Regions from separate parts of the Homo sapiens genome. Here regions 1, 2, 3 and 4 are each linked to region 5. A link is a contact called in ENCODE Hi-C or POLR2A ChIA-PET data. All regions are on one chromosome and are shown on one strand. The core of a region is the stretch at or near the end of the contact, and the rest is flanking DNA. Distances in the headings are between cores, read along the strand shown.

Region 1 (3,270 bases), core at 542-3,041, 350 kb after region 5:
TCCTCTCAACCTCTGGTGCACTTACTATCTGTGCCTCTCAATAAAAACTTCTTTTTACTGTGCCCTTAATGTATGTCATTCACCAAACTCAGCATTAGTATTAAACGCTTGCAAACAATACTATAACACTATGACTATCCCCATATTACAGGCATGGAAAGACTCAGAGAATTTAAGTCCTTTTGCTGGAGGTTATAAAGGTTAGAAAGTAGCAAAGCCAGGCCAGCAGGGTGGCTCACACCTGTAATCCTAGCACTTTGGGAGGCCGAGGTGGGTGGATCACTTAAGCCCAGGAGTTAGAAACCAGCCTGGGCAACATGGTGAGACCCTAACTCTACAAAAAAAAATACAAAAATTAGCTGGGCATGGTGGTGCACACCTGTAGTCCCAGCTACTGGGAGGCTGAGGTAGGAGGATCACTTGAGCCCAGGAGGTGGAGGCTGCAGTGAGCTGTGATTGTGCCACTCTAGCCTGGGTGACACAGTGAGACCCTGTCGCCAAAAAAAAAAAAAAAAAAAAAAAGTAGCAAAGCGTGATGTCTAACTAAGGTCTCTCTGACACTCAAGCCCGTGTTAATCCCTACATTATATTGTCTATTTGGAAAACTTGGTATTTGCTATTATTATTGTATCTTATTATATTAGCCCATTCGGTAATTTATTACATCAGTTATCCTGTGTGTACCTGAGAGGACCCAGGCACACATCCCTTCCTCAAGAAGCTTAGGGTGGTAGGAGAGATAAGATTAAAGTATCAATGGTTATAATTGTGGGTGCAGAATAACTAGAATAACTATGTTGTCACAAGAGAGATAGGAGATAAGGAAATAGGAACCGGCATTACGGCAGAGCGAAGAGAAAATAATGGAGTGGAATGGAAGATAAGGTGTCAAAGGATGTTGGGACTAACCTGAGCACGCACGGTTTGGATTGGACACTAGCTAAGGCTTTTAATTAGGAGACTGGGGGACGCTAGGGAAGGTTTTCCAGAAGAGACACAGGATTATATCTGGACTTAGATCAAGCTGGCGAGAGAATGCATCAGTGGAGAGAAAGGGGCAGAGAGGAGGCTACTGCAATTGCCAGGATAAAACAGAATGAAGCCTGAAGTAGGGCAGAGGCAGTAAGGATGAGGAAGGCCGTGAGGGAGGGGACAGAGGCCGTGAAGAGCCCCTCCCGGCCTGGCGCACAGTTGGTGCTCCGAAAGCTCCCCTCCCCCTATCTCCCCAGAGGCACAGCTCACGTCCGATCTTCCAGGATCTCGGCCGGCCACAGCCAAGCATCGCAGTCCCCACCGGCCGTTACCTGTCCGTGGCGGCGCACGGCCGAGGCCCTCACCTGTGCGGGCGCCTCTCTGTGGCTCCCTCTCCTCCGGGCGGTGGAGATCTGGGCCCCAAGGCTCTACCGCGCGCTCCATCGCCGGCACGCCGCCCTGAGCAAGGGGACAGACAGCATCCCGCGGTCACGCAGCCATGTGTGGCCCGCGGCGCCCTGCCGCTGCCCTCTGCCGGCCAGCGCGGGCACCGGGCGGCGTCGGGTCCCAGGTACGGGCGCGGCTCCCGGTGCCCCCTGCCCGCGCCGCCGGCCGCCCCTGCACCTGCTGCTCCTCCCAGCGCGCAGCCGCCGCTCTCACCTTGCCGGCCGCCTCCGGCTCCGCCACCCCGGCGCCCTCCGGAGCTCCTCAGCGGGGTGCAGGCGCCCGAGCCGCCAGCGGCTCCGGGATGCAGGCTCCGCGCCAAGCCGGGAGCGGGCTCGGACCCAGGCGTCCCGGGGGCGGCCACCGGGGGCGGGGACGGGAAGCGGAAGCGCGGGGCCGCACGGAGCCGCTCTAGGACCTTGGAGGAGCTGCGGGCCTGTGGGGGTCGCCCGCGTCGGCGGTAGCTCTGTGGCCGGCGGGCGGCAGCGTGCGGCCCAGGGGCTACTCTAAGCCGAGGCCGGCGGCCCGAACTCGGTGGTATTAACCGTGTGCCTCCTGGGCTGCAGCTGGGTGGTGAGGCCCGAGGCTCTTCGTAATTGTGGCTGTGTGTCTCCAGCCACCCGCGCCGACCTCCCCGGCCGGCCGACAGCGCCAGCCACTCCGACCTGGGAGAGACAAAGAAAGAGGGATCCAAAGACGGACCCGGGGAAAGGGGTGGGGGAGAGACCAAGGCAGACAAAGGGCGGCGGAGACCCCAGACGGGGCGGGGCGGGGCGCCGAGACGTGGGAAACAAAGCGGGGCTGGTCCGAGAGGCCGAGGGCCCGGGGTGGGGGTGGGTATGGAATGGGGGCTGGGCTGGGGAGACCGAGGCAGGAGCAGAGGCTAGAGGCAGACACCGGGTAAATGCTGCTGGAGAGATGGAATCAGACCTGGGGCCCGGAACAGAGACCCTGAGCCAGAGACTCACATCAGAGCCCTGAGTCACAGAGGACGCAAAGGCAGAGAGAGACCGAGGGACAGCGGCTGACCAAAAATAAGGGGAGCCAAAGATTAGCCGCTAGAGACAGAGACGTAGAAACGGATAAGAGATAAAGTCATTGACGCAGAGTCCGAGGAGCAGTAAGAGGCTGGGAGCCTGGAGAGTAACAGGCCCAGAAGCAGAGGAACAAAAGACGATAGTGAGCGAAACGGGCAGAGACAAAGAGAAAGAGACACAAAGAAAGAGGCGGCCAGAAAGACTCCGGACAGGTCGGCAGCCCTATAGAGGCCAGGCTCAGGGAGAGGCTGAAGAACAAGCCCTGTTTCCCATCCTGGTGGGCCCCTGGCTGGAGCTGTGTTTCCAGGTTCCCAGGCCCTAGGAGCAAGATCCCAGTATCCGCTCTCTGGGCGGGCTTGGTTTTGGGGTGGAGAGAGTGTCTGGAGGTGTCTTCAGCCCCTCTGCCAATGATGGTGGGGGTAACTGTGGTTTATGCATTAATTCACATTTATTAGCATCTTAGTGCTAAGCCAAGAGTTGGGGATAAAAAGTTGAAACACCTGCAAGATTTGTCCTTGGAGAGCTACCAGTCTAAAGGAGCAAGTACACAAATCACTGAAATTAGAGAATTTAGCTGGGCCTGGTGGCCTGCCCCTGTAATCCCAGCTGAGAGGATTCCCTGAACCTGGGCATTCAAGGATGCAGTGAGCCATGATCGTGGATCGTGCCACTGTACTCCATGCTGGGCAACAGAGCGAGACCCTGTCTCTTTAAAAAAAAAAAAAAAGAGAGAGAGAATGGGCTGGGCCCAGTGGCTCATGCCTGTAATCCCAGCACTTTGGGAGGCCAAGGTGGGAGGATCACTTGAGGCCACTAG
Region 2 (3,024 bases), core at 187-2,686, 290 kb before region 5:
CTTCCTCCTTCTGGGGCTCTATGGCTGTGGGAAGACACAGGGGTATTGGGGGTACTTGTCTCCATAGGATTTTTAGGGAAATATAATTTATCATAAAATGACTAAGGCTGAGCCTCTAAGAGGAGAAAGTAAGTTTATTTTTCTTTGCATTACATCACTGAGTTCCCATAGGTATGCAGAGGCCACCTAACAAAACTCCATCTCCCTGCCCAAAGAATGCCCAGTGGGCAGCGATAACTGTGTAAGTAAATGGTTTCATTGTAAATAAAAGAACCTGAGAGGCGGACTTGTGCTGTGGAGAGTACAATGGCCTGGAGGCCAGGAGACAGATGCTAGACCCAGGCCTGCTGTGTGACCTGGATATATCACTGGCTTCTCTGGGCCACACACTCCCCAGATATACCAACAACAGGGCAGGATCAGAGGGAAGGATCTGTCTGAGGTCCCAGGAGCTCACCCTTCAGCTGCAGGCGGATCTCCCTCCCCAGCTGTTTGATCTCATCGCGCAGGTTCTGCAGCTCCTGCTTCATGCCTGAATAAGAGAAGGCCAAGACTCCCAAACAGCAGCCCCCACCTCAACAAACCACTCTGGCCACCACCTGCGTGGAACTACAACCCCCACAATCCCTGGGGCGGAGCATGCGCCCTGCAGCCGGGGTTTCACTCACTCTCCTCGGGAAGGGGCGTGGCCAGGATGGTGACCTGCTGTTTCTCCAACTCCTGGACTTTATTCCCCAGTTTGACAATAGTCTGCCGAATTGTCCGGACCTGGGGAGGGTGACCGAGAGGGCTGAAAGAGATATGGGGTACTCCAGACCACGCTACTCCTCGGGTCCTCCTACACCCTCGCGAATCCAGGCGGAGACCCCAGCCCCTTACCTTGTGGAAGAACTCCTCGTCCGGGCTCCCCAGCCGTGCCGTGCCCGGGTGCACCACCAGCGCGACCCGCTCCTTGTCCTCTTCGTCCGAGCTGTCATCCCCCTGCCAGGCCCGGAGTCATTGGCACCACCGTTTCGCTGCGGCTCTTACCCCGCAGGACCCACAGGCTTCCGGGACTTTCCTTCCTGGCCATCAGCCACCCCTCCCTATCCCGAAGACCAGAAGTCCTGCGTTCCAGTTCGTCCGCCCGTCCCCATCCCCGCTGCCCTGGCGTCTCACCTGTCTCAGCTCGTGGGTCCTGTCCCGCATGGCGGCCTGAGCTCTCCCTCCCCGGCGCCAGAGCCGGGAGGCCCTCAAATTTGGAATTCCCGTACCCCGCTCACACTCTGACACTCCCCTCCCTCCCCCTGCGGACCCCAACACCCCCACGAGCCGCCAGAGGCTCCGTCCCTTGCACCGCCCACAGTCAATGGGAAGGCGCCGACCCCGGGGACCCCCCAAGGTTCCACAGGTTGGAATTCCCTTTTCTTCCCCGCTCCAGCTCCCGCAGCCTCAGCCCCGCCCCTCCGTGATAAATTCGGGGCATGCGCACATGGTCGCGTCTCTTCCTTGCCCGAGGCTGGGAAGGTGGAGTCGGAAGTTGTTGCGCCCCGAGCGGAAGCGGAGATGCCTGGACGCGAGAACTTGCTACCGTCACCGGAACCGTTGCATCTTCCAACGGAAATCTGGTTGCCAAAAGGGGTAGGAATACGTCATTTGTACGTAATCCGAGACACCCGCATCTCACATCACCCCATGGTGCCCCCACCGCGTCACGTGACCAGCCCGGTCCCAAACTCGTGGACCGCAGAATGTGACCCTGTGACTGTCACGTGTCCCGGCTCTGTCACCGCCGTCTCTGGGACGCCGTTCTCATCACGACGTCCCCGGCACCCCAACGACCGAGCGACGCCCACACGGCCCCCGCGAGGTGGGGAGGGGCGCGCCGACCACCCCCAGAGGCCTTTCGAGGCAGTGGGTGGTAGGACCCTTGCTGACCTCGCCTTTATTGCTTTCGGGTCCAGGGCGTGGGCGGACTGACGACTTAGCATTTGGGGCTGTCAGCATCATGGGACCTTGAAAATCGGGAAATAATAGGATCCGAGTCGTCAGCGTCAGAAAATTGCAGGGTTGTGTGGGCAGGGAATCTGGGGGTGGGAAGTGACCTCAGCCAAGGCAGAAATCTCTTCTTCCGCATCCTTCTGGCGCAGCCTCTGACAGGTGGGCGGCCAGCCGGCGCCCTCCTTGAACACTGCAGCCCGGCTGCACTCACCACCTTGTGAGCCGTCAGACCATGTCAGGGCAGCTCAGGCTAAGAAAAGTGTTTGTATTGATCACGCTGCCTCCCTGCCACTCACACCCCCCAGCCCCTGCCTTGCATCTGAGGCCAGGTAATGACTTTGTTCTTAACTGAATCTGGGGAGTTCCTAGCCCAGTACCAAGAACATTACGGGCCCTCTATAAATACTTGTGGACAGAATTTCAGGCTTTCATGTATCTGAGGATAAAGCCCCTGGTTCCTTGGTCTTCTTTAGGCTTCAGGCTTTCTGACTGTGACACTTCTCTAATCCTGGCTATCTAGATATTCACTCATTTTTTATTTTTAAAAATTTTTACGAGATGCGGTCTCACTATGTTGTCCAAGCTGGTCTCTAACTCCTGGGCTTAAGCAATCCTTCTGCCTCAGCTTCCCAAAGTGCTGGGATTACAGGCATGCACCACCATGCACAGCAACATTCAGTCATTTAATGGATATTTTTTGGGCACATAGTATGGGCCAAACACTGTTCTAGGGCTGGAGATACATCAAGGACTAATAGACAAAAATTCCTGCACTCGTGGAACTTATATTCTCTAGAAGGAGTCCCCAAGGTCACTCAGCAAGTCTCAGCATAGCCGGGAATGAATAACAGGTCTCCTGGACCCCAGGGCTCTGTCCAGGAAGCTTCTGTGAAGGTACAAGCAAGGAAAGGAATGGACCCTTTCTGCTATGCCCTGGTCAGGAAACCTAGATTCCTGGGACTGAGTTGCTATGGACTTCTGGAAATCGCTTCCTGTCTCTAAGTGTGGATCTCCCTCTGCACAGTGGGTAACTGTAGGGGGATG
Region 3 (3,247 bases), core at 360-2,859, 320 kb after region 5:
TCCTGACCTCGTGATCCGCCCGCCTCGGCCTCCCAAAGTGCTGGCATTACAGGCGTGAGCCACCGCGCCCGGCCTCAGTTTCCTTATCTTTAAAATGGGGATGACAACAATATTACCTACCATATAGGGTTTTTGTGAGGATTAAATTAGTTGCTATGAGGATTAAATATGTAAAATGCTTAAAACAGCCACCCCAGTTCCAGTTCATTCCTGAGGTCCCACTGTATTCTGGAGACACTCTTGTATCCTTACAATAAATTCCTTGTGGCCGGTGGGGGTGGCTCGTGCCTGTAATCCCAGCACTTCGGGAGGCCAAGGCAGGAGGATTGCTAGAGCCCAATCCAGCAATCCTGGTTCAAGACCAGCTTAGGCAACATGGTGAAACCCTGTCTCTATAAAAAATTTAAAAAATAAAAATAATAGATTTCTTTTTCTTGCTAAAAGCAGTTTAAACTTGTTTCTGTTGCATGTATCCAATCTTAACTGCTGGATAATATCATTTGTATAAATATACTTCCATGTAGCCATTCTTCCGTTGATAGTCATTTTATTTTCAATTTTTTTCACTCTTAGAAACAAAACTGTAATGAACTTCTTGCATGTGTCTCTCTGCACATATTCATTAATTTCTCTAGGGCATATACCTAGAATTGCAATTGTCACAGCCTTGGGATTTTAATTTCCAAAATCTGACTCTGCCTCTTCCTGCGCTTTCTTACGCTTTCACTTCCAGCAAGCTGGAAGCCTCTTTAAACGTGGAAATCAGAGATAGTAGCCCTAATAAGGGTACAATAATAAATCATTCTTTGCAAGACTACACCTGTTCTAGGGTTTCATAAAGATCTCTGCTCCTCCCATGGCCAATAACTCAGTGGTTCTGATTTGAAAGCAGCAACCCTGTGACTCGCCACCTCGCGTATTCCCTGGTGTGAGTGGAGCCTGGAGTTCTCGTGTGTGGGGTGGAGGAGCCGTGCTGGGGACCCATGAGGCTGGAGAGGCCGGCACAGGCCAGACCATAAGGGGCCACGTGTTTCAGGGCAATGTACGTTGCGCTGGGGCCTACTGCCTCCCTTAGGACAGGGATGGGGCGACCTCCATCGTTTCAACCACAGGACACAGCGATGGCGGGGAGCTGAAGTCCTACTGCCGTCTGATCTTACTCCGCTCTTCCCCTTCAATCCCATCCAAATAGTGTGGGGGTTGGCCTCGAGGTTTCTCAACGTCCTTAAGCCCTGATTTAATACCTATGCATAGGGCCTTTCATTTATAGGGTTTTCCACCTGACGGGCCCTCTTCCGCTGCCGTTTCGCTTTGGCGCCCTCTGGCGCCCATAAACGAAGTGACGCGCCTGCGCTTCCCCCACCCTCTGCCCTTCGTCTCTTCCCCAGGTCGAATTGGTACCTCTACCTTTAGACACAGGGCCTAGCGGAAGAATTCCAGGGCCTAAGACTAGAAACGCGCGCTTGAAGCTCCCTCAGATTGGTCCAGTGAGGGAAGGGGAGGGCTGTAGCAAACTCCACAAAAGTCATTGGTCTCTTTCCTCAGGCTCCGCCCCGTGAGGCAATAGAGAACTCCCGTAATTGGTCGGAGCTCTGGAGGCGGGGCTTCGAGCGTGGCTCGTGGGTTTTCCGTGAAGTCGCGGTGCAGCGGTGGGCGGCATGTCTGTGGCCGGTGGGGAGATTCGTGGGGACACGGGGGGAGAGGACACTGCTGCTCCCGGCCGGTTCAGCTTCAGCCCGGAGCCCACGCTCGAGGACATGTAAGCAGGCCTGGCCCAGCTCGGGGTGGGGAAGTCGCCCCTTTCTCCCGCGTTTTGGGGAGGGTTCCTCCACGTGGTCGGGAAGCGGGCTGGCAGCGGGGCTCGGGTCCTGGCTCTGTGGGCTGTCCCTGGGTGAGCCTTCTTACCTCATCTGCAAAATGGGCGCAGCGGTGCACACCTGAGGCAAGGGAAATTGGGTGGTGCCTCCGAGTGGTAACTAGGAACGCCCTTCAGCCTAGCCCTGGGAAGATACCGGCACCAGATACCGCCTCTGCTCTCCAGGCGCCGGGGGTACGAGAGGGGCAAACGAAGTGCTGAGAGGTGGGAGACGTTATTTTTTGCTGGAGGAGGTCAAGAAAGGCTTCTTAGAGGAAGGGTCTGTGGAACTACCTTCTGTAAGAGAAATTGCATTTTGATGTGCGGCGATTCCAGGTGGAGGAAACTGCAGAAGTAGCAGCAGGAGATGGAATAATGAAGAGGGTTTTGTTAGTTTTGGCGAGATGTTAAGGGCAGTTCAGGGGCACGCCCATTTTATAGATGAGGGAACCAAGTTCCGGAAAGAGGAAATGACCTGCACAATACCATCCAATGAATTAGTTGCAGAATCTCCTGGTCCCAGGCCCCATTACATACTACGGGGGTAGCTGCCTCTGGCCCCTGCATCACCCTCTAACCCGGAGACTTGGACTTACACTCCTTTGTCCTATTTCAGCCGCCGCCTCCATGCTGAGTTTGCTGCGGAACGAGACTGGGAACAGTTCCATCAGCCTCGGAATCTCCTCCTGGCCTTGGTTGGGGAAGTGGGGGAGCTGGCAGAACTCTTGTGAGTAGATGGAAAGCTTCCTGGTAGAGTCTGAGTTGTGGGGGAGGGGAGGGGAGCATTTATTTGGTCTTCAAACATTCATGGGTTCAGTTTCCCCTCCTGATTGCTAGGCTCTTTGCTGTTGTTGGGATGCAGAGAGGACTCACGGGTCCCTGCCCTCTAGGGGCACTCAGCCTCCTGGAAGAGAGAGGTGTGAGGTGTGAAAGCATCAGGACAGGTCCCGTCTAGGAAGAAGCAGTGGCAACAACCCTTTTCCCTTCTTTTGTTTTTTGTTTTTTTGGCTTTTTTTTGAGACGGGGTCTCGCTCTGTCGCCCAGGCTGGAGTGCAGTGGCTCAATTTCGGCTCACTGCAACATCCGCCTCCTGGGTTTAAGCAGTTCTGTCTCAGCCCCCCGAGTAGCTGGGACTACAGGTGCCCCCCACCACGCCTGGCTAATTTTTGTATTTTTAGTGGAGACGGGGTTTCACCATATTGGTCAGGCTAGTCTCAAATTCCTGACCTCAGGTGATCCACCCGCCTTGGCCTCCCAAAGTGCTGGGATTACAGGGGTGAGCCACCACGCCTGGCCCAACAACCCTTTTCCTCTGCCTCTGGGGCTGAAAGGAAGGTATTCTGTAGAGGACCTGCCTGTGGCATTCCAGACATGGGAACTACATTTGCAGGG
Region 4 (3,198 bases), core at 467-2,966, 390 kb before region 5:
CTTGTGTGGCTTTGAATGCACTCCCCTGGTGCTCTTGGCTCTGGCTGCCATCGGCCTTCTGCTTACAGGGATTTCTTCTGTTTAGAGCCGCAGGGAATGCAGAGGACAAGGCCTAGCCAAGGAGGGTTTCTAGGAGAAGGGAGAAGGTGGTGTATGTTGGGCCAAAAGGAGGTGCAGGACCTTTTCGAGTAGGTCCCTGGGCTGACCCCTTGACATGCAGTCATCTGCCACTAGGGTGACTCTGGGGGGCCCCTGGTCTGTGAGGAAGGCGGCCGCTGGTTCCAGGCAGGAATCACCAGCTTTGGCTTTGGCTGTGGACGGAGAAACCGCCCTGGAGTTTTCACTGCTGTGGCTACCTATGAGGCATGGATACGGGAGCAGGTGATGGGTTCAGAGCCTGGGCCTGCCTTTCCCACCCAGCCCCAGAAGACCCAGTCAGATCCCCAGGAGCCCAGGGAGGAGAACTGCACCATTGCCCTGCCTGGTGAGTGGGCGGCACCCCTGGATGTAAGCGGGACATGGGAGAGTGAGTTGGGATGGAGACTGCTGGGAGTGATTGGGTTGCAGGAGGCCCACTGACCCAGGCCTCTCACCCCTCAGAGTGCGGGAAGGCCCCGCGGCCAGGGGCCTGGCCCTGGGAGGCCCAGGTGATGGTGCCAGGATCCAGACCCTGCCATGGGGCGCTGGTGTCTGAAAGCTGGGTCTTGGCACCTGCCAGCTGCTTTCTGGAGTGAGTGAAAATCTACGTTTCAAGCCGATCCTTGCCCCTCCCTACAGCCTGAGATACCATCCATTCGGCCCCAGCCCCTCCCCAGGGGGTGTGGGGGGGGCGGGGTCCCATTCGGAGGTGTAGGATCCAGCACAAAAAGAGGGGTCCTGGCCTGGCAGGGGTGGGTAGAGGCATGGTAGATAGAAGTTCGATCCCGGAGGCGGGGGTGTGAGTGAGCTGTTGGAATGGGGGTGTCGTGGGGATCCCGCCAGGATGCAGGATCCTCGCCTGGCAAGTCTAAGCCGGGGTGTGAGGTTTCCAGCCACGTGTGCGGGATCCGGCCCACGTCCCTCGGCCCCCATCCCGCAGCCCGAACAGCTCCGACAGCCCACCCCGCGACCTCGACGCCTGGCGCGTGCTGCTGCCCTCGCGCCCGCGCGCGGAGCGGGTGGCGCGCCTGGTGCAGCACGAGAACGCTTCGTGGGACAACGCCTCGGACCTGGCGCTGCTGCAGCTGCGCACGCCCGTGAACCTGAGCGCGGCTTCGCGGCCCGTGTGCCTACCCCACCCGGAACACTACTTCCTGCCCGGGAGCCGCTGCCGCCTGGCCCGCTGGGGCCGCGGGGGTGAGCTGGGGACCGGCGCTGGGCCGGGCGGCACCGGGCGGTGCAGGGGCCGTCTGGGCCGCAGCGCGGGCTCCCTGCCTTTTCCCTTCCAGAACCCGCGCTTGGCCCAGGCGCGCTGCTGGAGGCGGAGCTGTTAGGCGGCTGGTGGTGCCACTGCCTGTACGGCCGCCAGGGGGCGGCAGTACCGCTGCCCGGAGACCCGCCGCACGCGCTCTGCCCTGCCTACCAGGAAAAGGAGGAGGTGGGCAGCTGCTGGGTAAGCGGCGGGGGCGGGGCCCGCGGAACGCGGGCCCGAGAGGGCTCTAGGAAGAGGGCGGGGCCTGTGGAAGGCGAGTCCAAGTGGGCTCTAGGGAGAGGGCGGGGCCTGCGGAAGGCGGGTCCGAGTGGGCTCTAGGGAGGGAGCGGGGCCTGGGGAAGGCGGGTCCGAGTGGGCTCTAGGAAGGGGCGGGGCTTGCGGAACTGGGAATGGGGCGGAGCCGGGGTGGAAGCGGGGCCAGAACGAGCTGGGGGTGGGGCCTGCCCCTAGAGAACTTTTGGGAGGGAGCTGAGGCGGGCTCTGAGCTGGTGCTATGGTTTCTCTCTATCTCTGGATTTAAGGAGAATCTTAAAGTGAGGGCTGAATTCTTACACAAATTAGTATTTGGAGTCTGATTTGGAGAAGGTGGAACTTGATACTTCCGCAAATGGGAAAATCTGGAGTCCTGGAAAGCCCCAGGAGCTCTGATATTCTCTGCACACACGCAGAGGCAAGTAACACACACACTTTGTTGCTGCAGAATGACTCGCGTTGGAGCCTTTTGTGCCAGGAGGAGGGGACCTGGTTTCTGGCTGGAATCAGAGACTTTCCCAGTGGCTGTCTACGTCCCCGAGCCTTCTTCCCTCTGCAGACTCATGGCCCATGGATCAGCCATGTGACTCGGGGAGCCTACCTGGAGGACCAGCTAGCCTGGGATTGGGGCCCTGATGGGGAGGAGACTGAGACACAGACTTGTCCCCCACACACAGAGCATGGTGGTGAGCAGGACGCTTTTGGGCCCTAGGGGCTCCTGGGAGTGCACAGACCCATGGCAGGGGCTCAGGGGTCAGCCATGGGGCCCCAACTGAGGTGGCCACCTCCTCTCCCTAGCCTGTGGCCTGCGGCTGGAGGCTGCTCCAGTGGGGGTCCTGTGGCCCTGGCTGGCAGAGGTGCATGTGGCTGGTGATCGAGTCTGCACTGGGATCCTCCTGGCCCCAGGCTGGGTCCTGGCAGCCACTCACTGTGTCCTCAGGTGGGTCTCACTCGTCTCCTAGGCGAGAGACGGGAGGGGAGAATGGAACAGAGCCAAAGACTTGTTTTTGTTATTTGTTTGTTTGTTTGTTTAAAAAAAATTAACAATGAGATCTTGCTGTGTTGCCCAGGCCAGCCTCAAGCAATCCTCCTGCCTTGGCCAACGTACTAAGATTACAGGCATGAGCCACTGTGCCTCACCCAAAGGACTCTTAAAATAGTGGGATATTCTCCTTTAAGCATCTTACAGCTGGGCGCAATGGTTCACACCTGTAATCCTAGCACTTTGGGAGGCCGAGGCGGGCAGATCATGAGGTCAGGAGTTCAAGACGAGCCTGGCCAACATGGTGAAACCCCTCTACTAAAAATACAAAAATTAGCCAGGGGTGGTGGCAGGCGCCTGTAACCCCAGCTACGTGGGAGGCTGAGGCAGGAGAATCGCTTGAACCCAGGGAGGGCAGAGGTTGCAGTGAGCCAAGATTGCGCCACTGCACTCCAGTCGGAGCGACAGAGCAAGACTCTGTCTGGGGTGGGGCATGAGGGAAGAATCTTACAGCACTGGGAGATGTTTTGACCTAGAAGGGAGATTTGGAAGG
Region 5 (3,006 bases), core at 413-2,912:
ATCTGAGTTTGAGGCCATGTTTTAATTATGACCCAGCTTTAATGAGCCTCTTTGAGAATCTGATGAAAGCTGGAGACATCTACCACACGCATACATTTTTGCGATTTTAAAGACCCCCCCCTGAACTCCTACTCATACCTCAAGACCCAGCCCAAAGGTGACTCCTCCTGAGAAGGTGTGCTTTTCTGGAATCCCATAGCACTTGATACAGACCTCTACCTATCTAGCCTGATGCCTTTTTAACGTTCACGTGCCAATTTCAGTCACTTCGGGTGGAGTACCTCCAGGGCATACGCATCTTTTCTGCCCTCCCCGTGTTGAGCTTTGTGTTGAAGGCATAAATGAATGAATCCGTGAAAAAATGGGGTTGACCCAAGGTAAGAGTCTAGTCACTAGGTGTTCTCCACTGATCACTGATTCTTCCCATTTAGAACTATTCAGTCAACCAGGCGCGGTGGCTCACGCCTGTAATCCCAGCACTTTGGGAGGCTGAGGCGGGCAGATCACGAGATCAGGAGTTCAAGACCAGCGTGGCCAATATGGTGAAACGCCCGCCTCTACTAAAAATATAAATTAGCCGGCGTGGTGGCGCGCGCCTGTAATCCCAGCTACTCGGGAGGCTGAGGCAGGAGAATCACTTGAACCCAGGAGGCAGAGGTTGTAGTGAGCCGAGATCGCGCCACTGCATTCCGGCCTGGGCGACAGAGCGAGACTCCGTCTCAAAAACAAACAAACAAACAAACAAAACCAACTATCCAGTCTTCTCCTGAGAAAACCTGAACTTGAAAGACACACACACACACACAGACACACACACCACCACCACCAGCACCACCAGCACCAGCACCACCACCACCGAAAGACACACACACACACACACACCACCACCAGCACCACCACCAGCACCACCACCAGCACCACCACCACCAGCACCACCACCAGCACCAGCACCACCACCACCAGCACCAGCACCACCAGCAGCAGCAGCAGCAGCAGCACCACCACCACCACCACCACCACCACCACCACCACCACCACCACCACCACCACCACCACCACCACCACCACCACCACCACCACCACCACCCGCGAACTCTCCAGCCTTCAAACGGAAGCGGGAATGCTGGGGCTCGACCTCTTTGGACCTCCGTTTCCCTGGCCGCGGCCTTACCTGCCGATGACGTCCTTAGGGTCGTACTTCTGGTAAAACTCTTTGGCGGCGGCCCAGTCGGGCAGCTCATCCTCCGGCCCCACGTCCAGCGTCATCCTGAAGGAGGCGGGGGCCTGCGCGGAGGAGGAGGGCAGTGAGGGCAGGGAGGCCCACAGGCTCTGAGACGACCCGCATGGCGGCTCCCGGGGGCGCAGCCCTTGCAGCTGGGGCGCCAGGGTCCTGGGGGGTGGGGGGGGGTGGGGGAAGGACCCGGACTGGGGAGACCCCGCAGAAGAGCCTGGGGGCGGGAGGATGGCAGGGCAGGGAGGGGAGTGGGGAGATGTGCCCAGGAGGCAGGGGGAAGGGGCGCAAGGGCAGGCGGCTGTTGCCGCGCAGGCGCATTCGGGCGGGCGCAGGAAGGGGACGGGGGTCTAGCGCAGGCTCACCTGAGGGGGCAGGCAGAGGAGCCAGGGTCGACGCGAGCTGCGCTGTCGCCGGGTTTGCCTGCAGTCGCTCACCTTAACCCCCGGCGGCGGGCGACAACCCAAGGCTCCGCCTCCATCCTGCCCGCCAATGGTCAGCGCCGCCCGAAGACTGAGGCTCAGAAGCCCTTCCAATTGGAAACCGGCCGCCCAATTGGGGCTGGGGCGTGAGTCGGCGCTCGGCTGGACCTAAGGCTGCAACGCGACGCCGGGGCGCGGCTTCAGACGCGGCCAATCACCGAGTGGCATCTGCGGGACAGCAGAGGGCGGAGCTTGTTGTCACGTGGGCTTGGAGGCCTGGAATGGGACCCGGAAGTTGGGTTTACTGGGAAACGTGATCTCTGGGTGGCGGGGAAGCAGGACCTTCCCGCGCCTCTAGTTCCCAGACTTGAGCAGGGTTCCCTCGGTCTCCTCCAAGCATCCCTAACTGAATTCAGCATTTTCTCTTTTTTCAGACAGGGTCTCGCTCTGTAGCCCACGCTGAGGCTGCAGTGTAGTGGCGCGATCATAGCTCACTGCAGCCTTGAACTTCGGGGCTCAAGCGATCCTCCCGCCTCAGCCTCCCAAAATGCTGGGATTACAGGCTTGAGCCACAACGCCCAGCAAGCTCTTTTCAATATTAGCAGCCTGGCCCAAAGCGCCTGTCCTGAGTACACTCCAGCCCTTAAAACATTTGGACACACGCAGCTTGGACTCCAGCTTGGCCTCTTAGTTCGGACTTAAAATGCCAGAGGAAGCCTTTTCTGTGTCCGCTTCAACTCCTCCTAAATACATCCAAAGCCCTAGCGTTTACTATCTGGGATTTACACACTTTCTCAATCTTCCACCCTCTCCCAAAAGCCTTGTATCACACTCTGTTCTAAACCCACCAGGTTGTTAGATTCTGCCAGGAGTGACTCAGTGCATAGCTCAAACCTGGCATTCACTAACAAATTTTTATGACCGTCTAAGACCTAGGAACTAGACTGAGAGCAATGAAACAACACACACACCCCTACCCTGTGGAGGTTATGTTCCAGCCAAAGAGGAAAAGAATTAACTTATCTCCCTACAGCTATCTTAGAAATGACACTTTGGGATTACAATTATGAGGGAAGAAAAATGAATTCAGGTAACTTTTTATAGAGTACTATGACTCTATACCATCAATCTAAAGGCAAAATTGCAAAAAATCTTGAACTTTACTTAGATTTGTTGTTTGGTAATATAACAGGATAATAATTCTGAAGCTGAGTAATCAATATATTGATGTGACTGGAAGCCAAGGTTCTTAACTGTGGGAATCTGGAATCTGGAATCTGGAATGGGGAAAGTGGAGAAAGAACCCTATGATTGACTGGAATTTTTAAAAAGATTTTTAAAAGATGTAAAGTA

What was found. A loop is a pair of places that touch in the nucleus more often than their neighbours do. ChIA-PET counts read pairs that join two places held with the same protein, here RNA polymerase II (POLR2A). Pooled maps may share reads with other maps.
Region 1: a pooled map shows a loop between it and region 5 (5-fold over the local background). The contact joins the promoter of ZNF48 here to the promoter of PHKG2 in region 5. A Hi-C loop is called at or near these places in 1 of 168 maps with a recorded cell type or tissue (naive thymus-derived CD4-positive, alpha-beta T cell) and 5 of 50 pooled maps. POLR2A ChIA-PET finds 5 or more read pairs at or near these places in 1 of 52 experiments (Caco-2).
Region 2: a loop to region 5 is called in a map with no recorded cell type, with 14 times the contacts of the local background. The contact joins the promoter of STX4 here to the promoter of PHKG2 in region 5. A Hi-C loop is called at or near these places in 2 of 37 single-sample maps with no recorded cell type and 8 of 50 pooled maps. POLR2A ChIA-PET finds 5 or more read pairs at or near these places in 1 of 52 experiments (activated B cell).
Region 3: a loop to region 5 is called in a pooled map, with 6 times the contacts of the local background. The contact joins the promoter of DCTPP1 here to the promoter of PHKG2 in region 5. A Hi-C loop is called at or near these places in 1 of 168 maps with a recorded cell type or tissue (posterior cingulate gyrus) and 6 of 50 pooled maps. POLR2A ChIA-PET finds 5 or more read pairs at or near these places in 1 of 52 experiments (PC-9).
Region 4: a loop to region 5 is called in a map with no recorded cell type, with 8 times the contacts of the local background. The contact joins the enhancer-like site here to the promoter of PHKG2 in region 5. A Hi-C loop is called at or near these places in 1 of 37 single-sample maps with no recorded cell type and 5 of 50 pooled maps. POLR2A ChIA-PET finds 5 or more read pairs at or near these places in 4 of 52 experiments (B cell, CD4-positive, alpha-beta T cell, CD8-positive, alpha-beta memory T cell and 1 more).

The regions. Positions count from the first base shown.
Region 1 is chr16:30,393,941-30,397,210 of GRCh38, reverse strand. It overlaps ZNF48 (zinc finger protein 48), which reads right to left and starts at 1,791. Exons shown (of 3, transcript NM_001214909.2): 1 at 1,633-1,791; 2 at 1,338-1,431. The coding sequence starts at 1,416. RefSeq lists an enhancer at 773-1,369 and silencers at 1,340-1,599, 1,690-1,879.
Region 2 is chr16:31,031,970-31,034,993 of GRCh38, reverse strand. STX4 (syntaxin 4) reads right to left here and starts at 1,436. Exons shown (of 11, transcript NM_004604.5): 1 at 1,159-1,436; 2 at 880-981; 3 at 669-768; 4 at 458-532; 5 at 1-24. The coding sequence starts at 1,188. RefSeq lists enhancers at 578-1,088, 1,601-2,112.
Region 3 is chr16:30,428,392-30,431,638 of GRCh38, reverse strand. It overlaps DCTPP1 (dCTP pyrophosphatase 1), which reads left to right and starts at 1,609. Exons shown (of 3, transcript NM_024096.2): 1 at 1,609-1,759; 2 at 2,472-2,582. The coding sequence starts at 1,659. RefSeq lists enhancers at 1,162-1,271, 1,672-1,751, 2,505-3,005, 3,006-3,247.
Region 4 is chr16:31,140,874-31,144,071 of GRCh38, reverse strand. It overlaps PRSS36 (serine protease 36), which reads left to right. Exons shown (of 15, transcript NM_173502.5): 7 at 235-484; 8 at 601-730; 9 at 1,079-1,335; 10 at 1,428-1,591; 11 at 2,112-2,349; 12 at 2,462-2,603. Among named protein-coding and RNA genes, the nearest start is that of PRSS8, 6.7 kb to the right of the region's middle. RefSeq lists enhancers at 1,048-1,127, 2,859-3,198 and silencers at 1,178-1,587, 1,638-1,927. Within about 2 kb of position 1,716, at least 34 of the 41 ENCODE cell types and tissues checked have a DNase peak (open chromatin) inside an H3K27ac peak, as active enhancers do; they include CD4-positive, alpha-beta T cell, where a contact is called at or near this core.
Region 5 is chr16:30,747,081-30,750,086 of GRCh38, reverse strand. PHKG2 (phosphorylase kinase catalytic subunit gamma 2) reads right to left here and starts at 1,662. Exons shown (of 10, transcript NM_000294.3): 1 at 1,597-1,662; 2 at 1,172-1,284. The coding sequence starts at 1,266. RefSeq lists silencers at 1,436-1,575, 1,616-1,915.